2 separate regions of the Mus musculus genome follow, and region 2 is linked to region 1. A link is a contact called in ENCODE Hi-C or POLR2A ChIA-PET data. All regions are on one chromosome and are shown on one strand. Each heading gives the region's core, a stretch centred on a gene start or an enhancer-like site at or near the end of the contact. The rest is flanking DNA. Distances are from core to core; before and after follow the strand shown.

What was found. A loop is a pair of places that touch in the nucleus more often than their neighbours do. ChIA-PET counts read pairs that join two places held with the same protein, here RNA polymerase II (POLR2A).
Region 2: a map of heart shows a loop between it and region 1 (2.2-fold over the local background). The contact joins the promoter of 1700019D03Rik here to the enhancer-like site in region 1. A Hi-C loop is called at or near these places in 1 of 37 maps with a recorded cell type or tissue (heart). POLR2A ChIA-PET finds 5 or more read pairs at or near these places in 1 of 5 experiments (embryonic stem cell).

What each region holds. Positions count from the first base shown.
Region 1 is chr1:52,798,374-52,802,311 of GRCm38, reverse strand. Inpp1 (inositol polyphosphate-1-phosphatase) reads left to right here. Exons shown (of 6, transcript NM_008384.2): 2 at 2,776-3,027. The coding sequence starts at 2,824. Among named protein-coding and RNA genes, the nearest start is that of Inpp1, 17 kb to the left of the region's middle. Within about 2 kb of position 2,300, at least 2 of the 3 ENCODE cell types and tissues checked have a DNase peak (open chromatin) inside an H3K27ac peak, as active enhancers do.
Region 2 is chr1:52,950,277-52,954,395 of GRCm38, reverse strand. 1700019D03Rik (RIKEN cDNA 1700019D03 gene) reads left to right here and starts at 1,556. Exons shown (of 2, transcript NM_144953.3): 1 at 1,556-1,781.

The DNA.
Region 1 (3,938 bases), core at 1,051-3,550:
TAAGATAAATGGGCAGAGATAAAAATGGAGTTTACAGAAACCCTTAAGGGTGAGTTTGGGAGAAGAAATGAGCTTTCCTCCCAGCAAGTAGTAGGTCAACCATCTAATTAGAAAGTTGTACACGGAGACAAAGAACTTGCTATGTTATCCCAGCTGGCCGAAAACTACCCACCTGCTTTCATCTTTCCCAAGCAAGGACTACAGACTTGGAGCACTACAGACATGGAGCACTACAGACGTGGAGCACTACAGACTTGGAGCACTGCTGGAAATTCAGAAAGTTCTGTATGTAGGTTGTTTTCTGGAGACCTGGGGCCCCAGAGAAAGGAAGTGAGCTGGAGAAGTGCCGTGTTGGTTATGCTGGCTGGAGAAAGTCTCAACTGAAACTGGACAAGGAACTTGGAGTCTGACAAAATGTGACAGTGGTATCCTGGGCCAGAAGAAAAAGAGGGTACAGTTGACACAGCAGGGTGACTCAGGACCTGAAAACTCAGAAGTGGAACTATGAACGTCTAGAGCCCAGACCTCTGGAGCATCAGTGTGCAGCTCACAGCTGAGCATTCTCGCCTCGTGGCCCAGGTTCCTATACCTGCTACATCCTGTACTTGTAATATCCGCTCAGGCAGGGAAATGACCATTACTAGGAGAAGTCAGGACCAAAGTGGGGGAACTCTGGGTTCCCTGGGGTGGCTGGGTGGAAACTTACCCAGTATTTTCTTACCCGAAGCTTACAGTATTTTTTCAGATTAAAAAAAAAAAAAGATGGGGGGAGGGATAAAGATTAGATTTAATGCTGTTGAATGTGATAACTTGCTCAAGTCCGGAGTGTATTCCTTTGTGTCACCATGCTTCTTCCAAATGAGAAGGAACTTACATTATATACCCTTGGTTCATTGGCTCTTTGCTCTTACAATAATGCAGAATGTTTGCTAATAAATCAAGTTATGGTCACCACCTTTCTACTCTTGTGGCTCATGTGCTACAGTGAGACTATGCATGCATCTCTGTGTTGTTCTATGACATCATTTGTGGCTAGTATTTATATAATGGATGCAGTAAATTATTTCTGAGTTCAAGTGGCTTGGCTCTATGAATGCCACTTTTCTTAATGTATAGGTCCAGAACAAAGTACATGAATCTTCTAACAGGTTTGAATCTGAAATAAAGAATAAAGGGCTTTTAAGGAGCCCTGTTTGCTTGAATTCTTCTATATTATCTAGTAGATCTGACAACGTGAGAGCGAACCTGCCCCAAAAGCAAAACAAAACATGTTTATTTAACATCTTTGCTACTTTAAATAATTTTAATCTACCTTGTATGAAGATATTTTAACTCTTATTTTCTTACCAGAGATTAGGGAAAGACTTAAGGTTACTGACTGAGGAAAGAGGGCCCTGGGTGGGATTTGGTACAGTTATGACAGCAGCTCCCTGGAAGCCTGTGTGTTTCCAGTGTCAGGGAGTTAGCACCTGTCTACTACTGCCTTCCAGAGACGACCACTGGCAGTAAAGCAACTGCAGTTGTGACAAGGGACATCTCTCCGTGTTGGTCATCTTTCCTTTATTTCTGTTGAGGAACATATTTCCTCAGGAAGAAAAAAAAATTGTTTTTTGAACAGACTTAAGACAAGCAGGCTCTAACAGTTTGCCACACCCCCACATCAGTGTTTTCACAGCTGAGTGGTTCCCAGCCTCAAGCTTCTTTTCATAGAGGAAACTGTTGTGATAATAAAGAAACCTGATGTGGGGTGTGTGGGGGCAGTTCTGAGCCCCATGTTTTAGTCTTGTGTAACCTTTTTTAGAAGTTGCTCAACCCTCTAAGCTTCCGTTTCCAAACTGTATGTCACACAGGGCAGGGTAATCTCACGACAGAGGAAGCAGAACGACTCAGGCTTTGAACAGGAAGAGGACCACAGAAGCATTTTGAGGCAGCACCAGTAGATAGGAGCCAGGTGTGGTGCACACACCTTTAGCCCTAGCATTTGGGAGGCAGACGCAGACGAATCTTTTGAGTTCCAGGCTACCCTGGTCTACAGAATGAGTTCCAGGACAGCCAGGTCTAGAAAGAAAGAAAGAAAGAGAGAGAGAGAGAGAGAGGGAGAGAGAGAGAGAGAGAAGAAATAAAGAATAGAAATAATGATGTAGGCATACTACATGGTTCTTAGAAGACAGAACTTCTCAAGTCCAACAAGGTGTAAGTCCCCTTGCTTTGGTGTGTAGGCTGCTACTTGGTGGCAGATGGAATATGTCCCTGGAATGTTTGAGTGGAGTTGGCTGTGAGCTGCTTTATAGTGCTTGCCCAAGACCGGCCTCAGAGTCTGGAAGACACAATGCCTGCTGCTCATCCACTTAGCACATGGATCTGGCAGCATGATTGTCATCCCTCACCATTCTCACAGAGAAGAGAATTACGTCAATGTAATTGAGATAAAGCTGTGTCATGATTAAGGACCTTGTAGCAATCTGCCTTTCCTCGGACGTCGTGACACTCTGTCTTGCTATGGCCCTGTAACATAAATTCTAATTCAAGGCTTTTTCTTTTTCTTTCACTGAACATTCAGTTTCTTTAAGAGTGTAATTGGTTTACAAGACTTTTGAGAAATACGTTTGTTTCAATCTTTAGATTGTAACTGCAGTCTTGCACGCTGAAAATGTGCGGTGACTCACTAGCAGGTCAGCTTCCCTGACAGGTTGCTGCCAGCTATGTGTTAGTGGGAGAGACGCCCTGACATCATCCCTGAACTGCTTTCTCTTTCATATTCTTGTGTTCTTGCAGCTGTGAGCCAGAGGGTGGGTGAGGCTGAGAAAGAAGCAGGCTTTAGAAATGTCAGACATCCTCCTGGAGCTGCTCTGTGTCTCCGAGAAGGCTGCTAACATCGCCAGGGCGTGCAGGCAGCAGGAGACCCTCTTCCAGCTGCTCATTGAGGAGAAGAAAGGTGCAGAGAAGAACAAGAAGTTTGCTGCAGATTTCAAGACCCTGGCGGATGTGCTGGTGCAGGAAGTTATAAAACAGAACATGGAAAACAAGGTAAGAGGTCAGGCCACGGTGGCTGCAGGACACCTGCCTCCGTGCTTCCTCTGGTTCCCTCAGAATAAACAGCAGGCCTTTTACTGACTCTTATGTTCTCTTAGGTCCAAACAAACACCTTGCAGCCTTGCCTTATTTTTATTACAGTATTAAAATGGTCTTTGCAGGAAATCATTGAAGTATAGAAAAGCAAACAGGATGAGAGTGCTCAGATTCCTAACCTGAGTATATGGTATTGACCCTCTTACTTATTGATGGGTTTCTTGTTAATAAATAATATATGCTCTCTGCACCAGAGCACACTGAGCTACATGCTCCCGAGGGCCACTGACGCTTCCTTCTGTGTGTCCACGCTCTGACCCACTTATTTCAGAGCAGTGTTTGGCTTCTCAGCTAAACCATTTATCTAATGTTTTGCTTTGGTTATGGGCTTGGAATTAGGCGAACTCTCCCTTTATTCTACTATAAAAATATGGTCATGACAAACACTGATTGTGATTCTATGTGTGGAAATGGCTAGAAAAAGCCAGGCTTCTTGAGTCGTAGCAGTAACACCAGCAAGCAGTGCTCACTGAGGCTGCATGGACTTGACTTTGTTACCCCTATAAGAATTCTGTAAGGTTAGAGCCATTGTTCTACTGGGATGAAGCTGTCACAGAGAGCTGGAGTAAGTTGCCTGAATTGACGCTGCCCAGCATGACAGCTTGAGTTCTTCAACATAGGAAATGGTTTCTAAGTCTGTGTCACTGGGCATTCTGTCGTCTTTTATATAACTCGCCCCACCTTCTTTTTTTTTTTTTTAAATTTGGGAGGATGGAACTTTATGATAGAAAATAATATAAAACACTTCAATATCTTTATTGAACTTTTTAAACCTGAGGACTACTGTAGAATTCAGTAAAATCTTGACC
Region 2 (4,119 bases), core at 307-2,806, 150 kb before region 1:
AACTGAGAAAGATAAAAGCAAGCAAATAACATTGCATTTAATCATAATTATTTAGCACAGTGTGCTTGAAATGTATGTGAATGCATGCTCCATTTAGATATAATCAACTTTGTACACTGCAATAGTTGCTTATCAAACAAATCAATTTAATATTCATATTCTGTTTGTCTGGTGCCATTAATCACACTAAATGAAAAAATTGATATGTTTGAGGCACAATATTTTCAGGTCAAAGTTACCTTAGCTGATTTGCACAGAACTAAACTAAAATGCTGGATTCACTTAAAGCTGAGCTAGGTCTGGAGGGACTTCTTAGATCCTTTGCTCTCTGAGTTAATTTTTTACTGAAATGGACCTCCAAAAGGCCCTGTTTATGTTAGCCTATAGGCTTCAGGCTTTTCTTTAGGAGTGGGGAGAGAGGAAAGTGCTGAAGTGTGTGTGTGTGTGTGTGTGTGTGTGTGTGTGCCCTTGGGTAGCATCTTCAACTGCTCTGGACCTAATTTACTTGAGTCAGGGTCCTTCATGAAACCTGAAGGTTGCCCCTTTGGCTGTGGGTTCTCAGGAATCCACTCATCTCTGCATCCCCGCCCCCCCCTCCCCCCAATCCTAAGGCTGGGCTCAGCCTAAGCATCTGCATCTGTAAAGCAAGGAACTGAGAGAGTTCTGCTGAGGTCCCTTGGGGCATGAATTTTGCATTGACAATCCATTGTAGGACAGGATGGAATAATGGTTCTTTTGTCATTCTCTTGGGGCGGTTACTGACGATGGGAATCACACAGACAGATGCAGGCATCTCATGGAATGAGGTCTAACTGAATAATGGCTATGTTTTGAGGCGCTTGTTTCCTTAAAGGGTAAGAATATGATCTTTCTTGATGTTTTGTTTTGAGAAACAAGCGTTTCGATATTTGGGTACTCGGGGATAGAAAAGTGCAATACTGGACGCATTTTTAAATTTAGAAGTGCTTGGTGCACTTCCGAGTGCACTGGGGCAAAGTACTTAGGTCTGGTGGTGTCTTAGGGTAGAGCTGCGAGGCGTGGCGTTGGGATCAAAACAGGTTTGACTGCTAAACTGGCACTGGAGCAGCGCAGCCTTCAGGGGAGGGCCCCGGGGCAGGTGACAGGAGATCACCTGCGGGGCTGGCGCCACGCTGCAGCACCGGACGAGCCGCGCCTGCTCCCACGTGGACAGAGATCAGGTGATGTCTCAGTCCAGGTGGCTCTGGGGATGTGGGGCAGGAGAGGGAGATACAAGCTCACTTAGCTTTCATACTTGGTGGTCTGGATCTTGCTGGGGAGGTGGAGCCGTGTGTGAATAGGTTGCCGGGTGGGAGTGCGAGCTGTGGCCCAGCACTTCGGATCCCTTTGGTTGTGCTTGGAACCCAATGCTGTTGGGCAGGGGTAGCCCCTGGCGGTGCCAACACTGAGGGTTGTGCTCCGTAGCCGCGGGTCCCTTGGCTCCACTTTCAGGGAGCGAGCCGCGAACTCGTGAGCAGTTCTGGGAGGAGGGGGGTGGATTAGGAGGGGTGCAGGGGGAGGAGCCGGGACCACTGCCGAAGGACGTCCGCCCTACTCCAGGGGAGACGTTGTCTCTGCTGCCCGGCCATGCCGCACCTTTTCAGGCTTCGGCTCCCTTCCTGAGGCCCCGCCCTGGGGGGCAGCACCCACCCTGGGAGCCCGGGCTGCGGCCAGGGGCATGAGAACAGCCAAGCGCCCGCGCCTCCTCGGCCGAGGCCGCGCAGACTTGCGATGGCGGTGCAGCTGGCCCGCTGCAGTGTAGGGTAAGTGAACATCTGGAAGGTGGGTGTCCTGCTCCGATGCTGTGACCTTTTGACTTTCCAACCCAGGAAAGCCGGAGTTGCAGTAGTTAATTTTATCTAACATTTCACAGCCAGCTGTCCTGGACACAACCTCACATCCTAGGTTCCTTAATTGAGCCTTTAGCTCCATCTTCTGATCTTGTTCCGAGCCCACAAACTAAAGTATTTCATTGCTCATTGCAAGATGCAGGTTCATCCTCCTCCCCACCTGAAGAATGAATGGAGGTTTTCCGGTAAGGACACTACATGCACAAGTCAAGCTGTCAGGCTTGTGCTGAGTGGCACATGATTAGCAGAGTGTCTGTACTCTTGGAAGCTGTGGGAGGCTGAATCCTGAGGGGAAATGATGCAAATGAAAGAGAAATGAAAGAATAGACAGTGGGAGCCCAGCTACCAGAGAAAGCTCCAGACGCAGTCCAGTCGTTTCTCTTCTATTGCTGTTTTGACCCCTCCCCCATCTTTTACTGAAGGTAACAAAACAACATAAACTAGTGGGTAAACTGTCCACCTCTTTTTAAAGATCCGTCACTGCCCGTATATATGAGATGGAGATTTTTGGCAAAATTTCAGGGGGATAATATAGCTAAGCACGAGTCAAGAAAATCCGTTTTTCCTTTGAAAGGGGTTTTATTTCCTGACACAGCTATCTTGTATGTATGGATGGGAAATGGTATTAAGTATAGCAGAAAGGTTCTGGGAAAAATAGTAACTTCATATTTACTCTTTTCTTTCTTTTTTTCTTTTTGCTGTGTAAGAAAAATAACTGTAGGTACATTATGAGATAATAAGGGTACTTTAAACTGTGGTCTGCCCTCAGGCAATTTCAGTATGCTGTCCACACAGCACTGCTGCCAGAAGCCAGGTTCTGATTGGCCACTTCAGTGTGAGGAACTCAGTGTTTGGAGTTATATCCTGCTCCTGTCAGAAAAGCCGTGTTTACACTGAGCTGACTTCTGCTTGTGTCTCCTCAGTCCTGCCCCAGCCAACAACCTTTCAACTTCCAAGATTACATTCAGGATGTCTACTTCTCTTTGAAAAGAAAGTCTAAAACTTTAAATTTGGAGCTCACTCCCTAAAAAAAAGTAAAGAAAAGAAAAAGAAAGAAAGCAGAGAAGACAGTAGAGAAAGGAAAGATGTGTGGTGATAGAGTTTCTGTCTGCTTTAGCTGGCTGCTGTAAGGATGAAACTGTTAACCCACACAGTGCATACAGGTGCTCGGGAGACAGAATGTTTTACTTTTCTTTAATGAGTAACCAAACTCGAGTTAAACACATCAGCTTATCCTGAAACCATCAAGCAAATACTCTGAGCTTGACTAAAAACTCATACGTCCCTGTTGTTGTCAAGCTGACTTTCTTCCTCTTTAATCTGTGCAGCTTGGTGGTTTTGAGGGGGAACGCTTTCTCTCTTGGTTTATATTACTTTAAACCTCTAACTTCCACTTTAATGCATCCATCCCAGCTTTGATTCTGACATTCATTGTGTCAATTCTACACATCTGAGGAATTTGCTTGAAGTTCAAGTCAATGCAATGCACAGGGCAGGCTTTTATGTTGAAGGTTGCACAGTTAGAAGCCGGTGGCACAGCAGAGATGGTTCCAGGATTTTGAAGTCTGGTACTTATTATTCCTTTTCCAAAAATGAGGTTAATGCCATCCACTTTCAGGGTGAGTGCTGAAATTCAAAGTACTGAAAAAGCCAATCACAAGAGTGGCCGGAGATCTAGTTGGTCTCTAGCAGATATTGCTCGAATTAGTGAGCCGGATAAATTCTACACTTACACTGTTCTAGTTCATAGACTGGACTTTTTGAAAAGGTTTCATGAAAGGGAAGTTTAATCAAGTGCCTTGCTAAAAACAAACAGACTCTTAAGTTTTACCTGTGATTGACCAGAGTAACCAATCACTTCCAATTCTAGAAATACAGACCACTACCCCTGCCCAAGTGTTGCCTGCTCAAGTCTTTAATTTTACCAGAGATTGATATCAAACTGGTCTATAAAGCTTAGGAATTCTAATTCACTTTCTCCTGTTGGTTTTTTTTTTGGGGGGGGGGGTTGGGGTTGGGGTTTTTTTTTTTTTTTTTTTTGATTTTTCGAGACAGGGTTTCTCTGTGTAGCCCTGGCTGTCCTGGAACTCACTTTGTAGACCAGGCTGGCCTCGAACTCAGAAATCCGCCTGCCTCTGCCTCCCAAGTGCTGGGATTAAAGGCATGCGCCACCACGGCTTCCTCCAGGATTTTGTATTAGAGACTAACATTGGGCAAAGTTATGTGAGCAACTGCAGCTTCTTGAAACCTT